2 separate regions of the Homo sapiens genome follow, and region 1 is linked to region 2. Evidence: read pairs that join two places in POLR2A ChIA-PET (ENCODE). Cell type or tissue: HepG2. All regions are shown on one strand.

Evidence for each region. Peaks named below come from ENCODE experiments on the same cell type or tissue, not always from the same donor. Only the 100,000 strongest peaks of a DNase experiment are listed, where the experiment ranks them.
Region 1: POLR2A ChIA-PET joins it to region 2 with 11 read pairs; 11 of 35 experiments call an interaction of 5 or more read pairs at or near these places.

The regions. Positions count from the first base shown.
Region 1 is chr16:70,724,027-70,728,026 of GRCh38, forward strand. The region is part of intron 14 of VAC14 (VAC14 component of PIKFYVE complex); the gene reads right to left. Among named protein-coding and RNA genes, the nearest start is that of VAC14-AS1, 29 kb to the right of the region's middle. RefSeq lists an enhancer at 2,340-2,634. In HepG2, no CTCF peak of the experiment used is centred here; DNase peaks (open chromatin) are centred at 435, 855 and 1,505; H3K4me3 peaks cover 1,785 bases.
Region 2 is chr16:70,777,555-70,781,554 of GRCh38, forward strand. VAC14 (VAC14 component of PIKFYVE complex) reads right to left here. Exons shown (of 19, transcript NM_018052.5): 9 at 3,236-3,385. It overlaps TRG-GCC3-1 (tRNA-Gly (anticodon GCC) 3-1), which reads right to left and starts at 727; the gene lies at 657-727. It overlaps TRG-GCC2-4 (tRNA-Gly (anticodon GCC) 2-4), which reads right to left and starts at 1,555; the gene lies at 1,485-1,555. In HepG2, no CTCF peak of the experiment used is centred here; a DNase peak (open chromatin) is centred at 1,647.

The DNA.
Region 1 (4,000 bases), 54 kb before region 2:
AGTCTCCTCCCACCAGCCCTGCTCAAAGCCCAGTGGACCCCGCAAACACCAAGATGCCACCCCTTTGAGGCTCTTGGGCCCCCTAGGCACACTGTGCAGGGCTCCCTCTGGCCAGCATTTCCTCTACTCCCCTCATACCCCAGGTCAGACCTAATTCATCCCAGCCTGGTCTAGCAAGGCCTGCCACATGTGGTATCCATTTTGCAGGAGAAAAGCCATCCCTTGTTACAGGGAGTGCCAGTGTGTATGACACTGTGGGGACTGCTTGGAGGAGGCAGAGCAAGGCCAGGACCACCCCCCACTCCATCTCCAGCCACTTCTGGGTCAACAGGGAACAACCTCCGATGGTTCTGTGAGGTGCAAGGACGCTGGTCATTTTGCCATGGACTAGGGAACAATGGAATGCAGGCTGGGCCAGGCTCTCTGGGCTCCCTGAACTTTGCACCTCACAAGGTCATCTTTTCACCTGGGAAGGCAGCACTCTTTTTCTCCCAACAGTCTTTTCTGTGTGTCAGACTGGGCCTCTTGGGCCTCCTGGGTCCCCCTGCCATTCCCATTGCGAAGGGGTCTCTAATTAGGAGATGAGAAGCCGGGAGCCGGTTGTGTAAAGCGGCTCCTGCTGCACACACTCCTCTGCGTCCCTTGCATGGCGACAAAAACACTTCAGCCCTGGCCCCTGGGCGGGGAACGGCTGTGGAAAGCTCCAGAAGATTCACACAAGGAGCTGGACAGACAACTCAAGCCAGCAAGAAGAGAAGCTTCTGCTGAGAGGGAAGCAGGAAGCTCTGTGGAAGAATTCCTCCTGCCTGTTCAATGTCCTGTCTCCCTCCCCTCAGCTGGGGGCCCAATCGATACGGCTACGGACTTATGAAAGATCAAAACCCATCTGCATTCTGGGTAGGTGGATCGGGGCCTCTTCTAGCAAACAGACTTAGGTTGGTGCACATTTGCCACAGCAATTTATTTTTATCCTGAACAAATGAACGCAATCCATTAAAAGGGTGAGAGGAAGAGTGGGGCCGCCTAGAAGCTCTAGCTTGTGAGCTGGGGCCAGAGGCAAACAGGGATCTGGTCTGGCCACTTCACTCTAATTCGCCATCCATTAGCACCAGCACAATGGGCTTCTGGGGGCCCGGCCAATGCCTCCAGGCAGGTGAGGGGGCACCGCACAAAGACTCACAGAGTGAGGAGGGGGTCCCGATGCCAAATGGACTCGAGATTCGGCAGCTGCAGGGGATGACAGAGCCTGATGTGGGAGCTGGGCTTGGGAGGGGCGCCAGTGGTGCAGACGGCCGGTGGCCTTGGACACCTTGGTGATTTGGCCCCAGCCAAGGGCCCTGTCCACAGGGCAGAATGCACGAGGCCAGCAAAGTGGAATTTCCCAATTACGGCATGAAAGAGAGTTTCTTCTCAGGCCCTTCCCCCAGGCCCCACAATTAAAAACAAGTCCAGTTTCTAGCGGCTGCCCGGCCCCCCACCCCCTCAGTGACCAATCAGCTCCCCACTCCACCTATTCCCCCTCTTCCCAACACAAGGGCTCTTATGCAAACCCAGGACACTGGGGAGGGGCAGTAGCAGAGGCACATATTAGGGACTGAGCATTTGCTCAGCTGGACAGGCTGCCACGCCTGTCTGTAGCAGAGGTGAGAGGAGGCCCAGAATGAACCGGAAGCCTTGCTGCTGGGCTTCTCTGGGTCAGGATCTCGTGAAAGAAGTCCCATGACTGCTTCCTCCTTTCCCTTGTGGGCCCCATCCTCTCCAAATGCCCGCCTCATCTTAGGAGTGCCCTGTTCTCCTGGGAGGTGGCTCGGACCTCATCTACCATTAACTGGGCCGGTTCGGATCAGGCCCTGGCATTCACCGCATACAGTGGCTCATTACAGATGCAAGCATTCTCCACCAGTCCTCTCTGCAAGGCGGCAGGGAGGAAGAGGAGGGGAAAAATGCACAGTCGCTGAAGCCAAAGCGCGGCTGGCCGGAGGGCCGTGTTGGCAGGCAGAGCGACTGTCTTCAGACTTGCTCGCTTCCCAGCACAGAAGCAGGCCTTGTAAAGATCACAGCTGTCGGGTCACGCTGGAGTTCATATCACAGTTTATCAAAGAGGCTGGGTTTTCTCCCTCCTCTCCTTTCTACTGAGGATAAGTGGATGGTTCACGGGGAGACAAGGCCTGGGCTTGTTCTGCCTGCATTAGCATGGAGGGTGGGAAGAGGCCGGGGGAAGGCAACGCACACCAACACCTACTCCGGGCAGAGTTGTTTTAGCGGAGCCGGGCCGGGCCGCTGGTGGGTGCCCTGGGCACTGGGGCAACAGGGCCGGTGCACTGGAGCCAGCTCTCGGCACGGAAGGTGCCATGATTTCATCCCCTCAGGGGTGTGGTTCCCCCTCCACAGACCACCCTGGGAAGCACAAGCCCTGTGGGGAGGCTGAACAACAGCCCCGCTTTATCAGACACAGCCAGCACTGGGGCTGAGACATGCGCCATTTATATAACCCCACCACACTATGACACGGCAGGCACTATCATCGCTGCGTCACAGACAAAGCAGAAAGGCCTTGGAAACAGGTCACACAGTTAAAAATGGGAGGAATTGGGGTTTGAGCCCCAAATGAGTGCCTCGGGAGGCTCATCTGCCTTAGTCCTGCAAAGTCCCGTGGAGGGAGTGGGGGTACAGCACCCCACCGCACATGTCGCCATCTTCGCTCTATCTGTGAGCTTGGCCTCAACTCCCTGCTGCTAAGGAAAGGGCCTGGAGCCAGAGTAGCTGGCTAAAAAATGAAGGTTTTAAAGCCACTGGCTTCACCTTGACATGCATCTCAACCGTTATGTCCACCAGAAAAGGAGGCTGTGTGGACACCGACAGGAAGTCCAACCCACTCAAGCCTGGCTGGAGCTTGGGTACCCCGTTCTCACCCCCACTGACTCCGACATGGAGGTGCGGCCTGGGAAAGCTGCCTGGGGAAGAGGAAACGCTCCCAGGGTCTTTAGGGAAATCATGCATCTTCCTCAATGCCAAGAACCCCCACCAGATGTGTGTCTTCAAGAACTCCCGATGCCTCTGTCTTTCTATAGCAGCCGCTCCAGGTCCCAGAGCTAAACACACTCCTGCCAAAAGAACAGCTTTTCACTTGCTGGCCAGAAGAATCTCTTTCCTTTCTTTCTCAGTGTGCAATCTTGGAGGCTGAGAAGAACAATTTAGAGTTTGCCTAACAGCTAAAGAGGGGGTTAAGAAATCATTGTGCTCCTCATCAGGCCTGTGGCTTCATGCCAGCATCTGCGGAACCATCGCGATGCCTCTCTTTATTTATTTATTTATTTTTATTTATTTTTTTGAGACGAAGTCTTGCTCTGTCGCGCAGGCTGGAGTGCAGTGGTGTGATCTTGGCTCACTGCAACCTCCGCCTCCTGGGTTCAAGCGATCCTCCTGCCTCAGTCTACCGAGTAGCTGGGATTATAGGCATGTGCCACCATGCCTGGCTAATTTTTATATTTTTAGTAGAAACGGGGTTTCGCTATGTTGGCCAGGCTGGTCTTGAACTCCTGACCTCGTGATCCGCACACCTCGGCCTCCCAAAGTGCTGGGATTACAGGCATGAGCCACTGCACCCAGCCAACGATGCCCCTCTTTAAAGTCATCGCAGGAGAAAAGGAAGTGCAATGGAGAAGCAGGAGGGCAGGTGGATACCCCCCTCCACCTCAACAAAGCTCTTTGGAACGGCCTCAGCCCCCCACAGGAGCATGGGGAGGATGGAGGAAGCCACATGTTTGCAGGGCCTTTTCCATGTCAGATGCTGTGTGTGCCCCCAGACTGGGTGGCTGGGCCTGCAACCCTGGAGCTGGTTGACAATGGCTTGGTGTGCTGGCAGAGTGGGCAGCAGGTTCCCGAACCAGCTGGGCCAGGTGGCTGTCCGCCAGGATGCACATTGACAGGTGTGGGTGCTGCTTTTGGGGGACAGCAGTCTGGAGAAACCGGGTGAAGGACTAGGAGAGACCCAGTCCTC
Region 2 (4,000 bases):
AGAGCTCAGAACCAGGGAAACGGCACTGTGCTGTGGATGGCCCCAAGTGGCAGGCCAAGGGGGAGTCGGAGCAAGTGAAGAGGCACAGATGAGGGGCTGCCCTGACTGGAGGTCCTGTGGTTAGAGGAGGAGGGAGAAGATGCGGAGGTGGGGCAGGGGTGCAAATATGCACACACACAAAGGTTCTTGCCCGGAGGTGTGCCATGAGGAACGTGGTGCTGTCGGCGGATCAGCACAAGTAAACAAAGAAGGCCAGGCATGAGGTCCTGTCTCCAGCCAGGTGGACCAGAGTGGGAACAGAGGGAGCAGAGAGGGAAGAGTGAGCAGGAGAGGCTGTGATGAACTTGTCCCTGACCAGCGAAGCTATCTGTCCTGCGGCTGGCAGGGACTGTCTCCTGGGCACCTTGGTAAAAGACTGGTGATTAGTTAGTTACAAGCTAAGCAGGGCTGAGAGTGGATGTAAAGGCGCCAAATTAGCTCTTACCATCTCTGGGAACTAGTACAAAGTGAGCTTTTCATCTGCTGAAATGCTGTTTATGAGGCAGTAAAATCCAGAGCCAAGAGGCATGAATGTATCCTGGTTAGGGTAATACTCTCCTGGGCAAGCAGCTGTGTGAAAAAATGCTTAGGAAAACCATCTAAAAAGGTAGATAGGCTGCACTGGCCGGGAATCAAACCCGGGCCTCCCGCGTGGCAGGCGAGAATTCTACCACTGAACCACCAATGCTCCAGCTGGTAGGGATGTTTTTAGTTGAGGCCACGACCCACAGGATGGAGTGGTTCCTTTCTAGCGGGCTTGACTTCTTGCCACATAAGCAGAAAGGTGGCAGGGGCTGTTGGGTTCTAATTTAGAGGAATAGGCACTGACTTTTTTTTTTTTAAATTGAGATATAATTCATATAACATTTCACATAACAAAAATTTCACCATTTTCAAAGTGTTCAACTAGGTAGTTTTTAGTACATTCACAAAGTTGTGCACCCATCACCTCTATTTAATTCTAGAACATCTCCATAACCCCAAAAAGAAACCGGGCATCTGTAAGCAGTCAGTCCCAATTCTCCTTTTCTTCAAACCCAGGCAACTGTTACTCTATTTTCTGACTATGGATTAAGAGGCACTGTGAACTTCAAACAAACAGAGCAGAAGGTGAAGCTGTGTTAAGTTCTATGATCTTAACTACGTATATATATTAAAAACTGGAAAAAATACATCAAAATTTGAACATTCATTGCCTCTTGGGGATAGTCTTGTTTCTTTGCATTTTTCTCTACTTTCCAAATTTTCTAAAATTAGAATTAGAAAACAAAAATCAAACACTCATATTTCAGTGAGAGGTCACAAAATATGTATCCCCGAGTCTTCTAGTTTCTCCCAGTAAAAAAAGCTCCTCCCTTTGAAGGCCCGCACTAGCTTATCCCTCCAAGTTAACTTATTTCTCCAAGTTTTCTTTTTCCAGGAGCTGCCAAAAAGCTTTCAGCTGCTGCATTGGCCGGGAATCGAACCCGGGCCTCCCGCGTGGCAGGCGAGAATTCTACCACTGAACCACCAATGCTCCAGCTGAGTGCTGTTCTGCCTCCAGCTGTTTTGTTGCTCTGATTCACAGTGGTGATGGCACAGCTGTAACCTGACACCTGAGATGGGTCCAGCATGGACAGCTGCTGGATTTTACCAGCCAAACCTATGGGAGGAGGTGGGGCATGCATGCTTGACATTCTGCTCAGCTGTTCAAAAGAAAAGTCCATGAATGGCAATGGGAGAATGCTCAGCAATTCTTTTGGCTCCTGTGGGCAGGTTCCAGACCTTACTCTGTTATCCTTAAAGATCTGAGTAGGCTTAGTCTTCCCTATAAAAAATTTCTTGACAAATTAGCTGAAACTGTCATTCACTTGTTTCTCTTGTTTTATGGCCTTGTGGGTTATTCTACTGAATGCTGTGATTTCTTTTACCACTGGTTGATTTGTCTTGTTTTGCTGTCTTGCCTCCTTGACTAGACTGTAAGCCTCTGGAGCACAAGGACTTTGTCTGGTAAACACAGCTTGATGTATAACAGATGTTTGCTAAATGTTAGATTTGTAATAAATGGAATTTAACTAGAAAAAAAAATCTGAGTAGGTTATATCTCAGTTTACTCTGGCTGCTTCGGCAAAGGAGGACATCAACCCAAAGCTGATCAGTGACCTCTTGGTGAGGACAGAGACCCAAGAAATATGAAAGCATCAGGGTTCTAGATTACATCTGGAGTCAAATTCCAGATGCCAGTCGGCATAAATGTGGTTTCTTTTTTCTTTTTTTTTTGAGATAGGGTCTTTCTCTGTTGCCTAGGTTGGAATACAGTGGTGTGATCATAGCTCACTGCAACTTCTGCCTCCTGGGCTCCTGGGCTCAAGTGATCCTCCCGCTTCAGCTTCCTGAGGAGCTGGGACTATAGGTGTGCACCACCATATCTGGCTAATTTTTGTAATTTTTTTTTTTTTTTTTTTTTGGTAGAGATGGGGTTTTGCCATGTTGCCCAGGCTGGTCTCAAACTCCTGAGTTCATGCAGATTGCCTCAGACTCCCAAAGTGCTGGGATTACCCAGCCCGGCCATAAATGTGGTTTCTTATAATGCAGTTTTCTTTACCTTACAGCTAAACAAGAAAATTATGTTAGAGGAGTCTGAAAGGAGAGCAGAGCAACTTCACTTTTTAAAGGCACTTATTTGGGCAAGAGAATTTTCAAGTACAGAATAAATCGAAGCTAGAGCTTTCTTAACCCTCCCACCCTGAGAATGACCCGCATGGTAAAGGCAGCCAGGCTTCTTGGTGGCTGGACGTCTACGGCCAAGAATCAAGTGCCCCCTGAATCCTGGTACTCCTCCCATGCTCCAAACCTTCCTGCCCTGAAAACAACTCTTTCCCGTGAATCCAGGAAAAAGATGAAGGAAAGGCTTCATGGTCTTTGAGGCAGGAAGGGTTAAGATCATGGCTGCTGGAGACAGCCTGCCTGGGTTCCAATCCGGTTCCAGTCTTCACTAGCTGCGAGTGTGTGGCCATGGTACTCAGCTTCCCTGTGTCCTGTCTGCAGAATGGGGGAGAACCACTGCTGCCACTGCGCTGGGTTGCTGCTACAATTGTGTGAGTGACATACATAAAGTAGTCCTGGTTGCTTAAGTGAGGCCCCAAGGCAACTCCTATGACATCTGGCTCCCTGGGCCCCCGACAGGAGGTGAGGTGTAGGGACGGAGTCCACTCACCACTGGCTGTGCCCTCCTGCTTTGGCAGGGCATCGTCAGGGGTGGGCTCTGCCTGCCTCTGCCCAGGTCTCAGCTCATCCAGCTCGTCGTCCTCGGGGGTGACCAGCTTCATCAGGCTCTGGTTGCACACGTTGGCCACTTCTTTGATGCCTGAGTCCACTGATGTAAGGAGCGTGATCTGATTTGGATGCCTGTCTCTCTAAATCTCTTGCTGAAATGTGATTCCCAGTGTTGGAGGTGGGGCCTGGTGGGAGGGGTTTCGGTCATGGGGGTGGATCCCTCACAAATGGCTTGGTGCCCTCCCCATGGTACTGAGCGAGTTGAGTGAGTTCTTGCTCTATTATTATTCATGAGGGGGCTCGTTCTTTCAAAAAGCCTCCCACCTCTCTTGCTCCCTCTCTTGCCATGTGACCTGCTGGCTTCCTCTTTGCCTCTGCCATGACTAAAAGCTTCCTGAGGCCTCACCAGAAGCCAAGCAGATGCTGGCACCATGCCTCCTGTAGAGTCTGCAGAACCGGGAGCTGAAGCAACCTCTTTTCTTTATAAATTACCCAGCCTCAGGTATTCCTTTATAGCAACGCAAAATGGGTTAATATAGAGTGGTCCCAGCCAGGGGAGGCTTCTCTGAACCTCGTATTCCTAGTCTGGAGCTCAGTCGTCTCAGGGCTACGTTAGGCAGACAGGCTGTCCGAACTGAGCCCCTGCTCTCCTTGTCATACTGGTGCCCCTGTGAAATGCGCCTATTTCTTCTCTTAGGACCCCTTC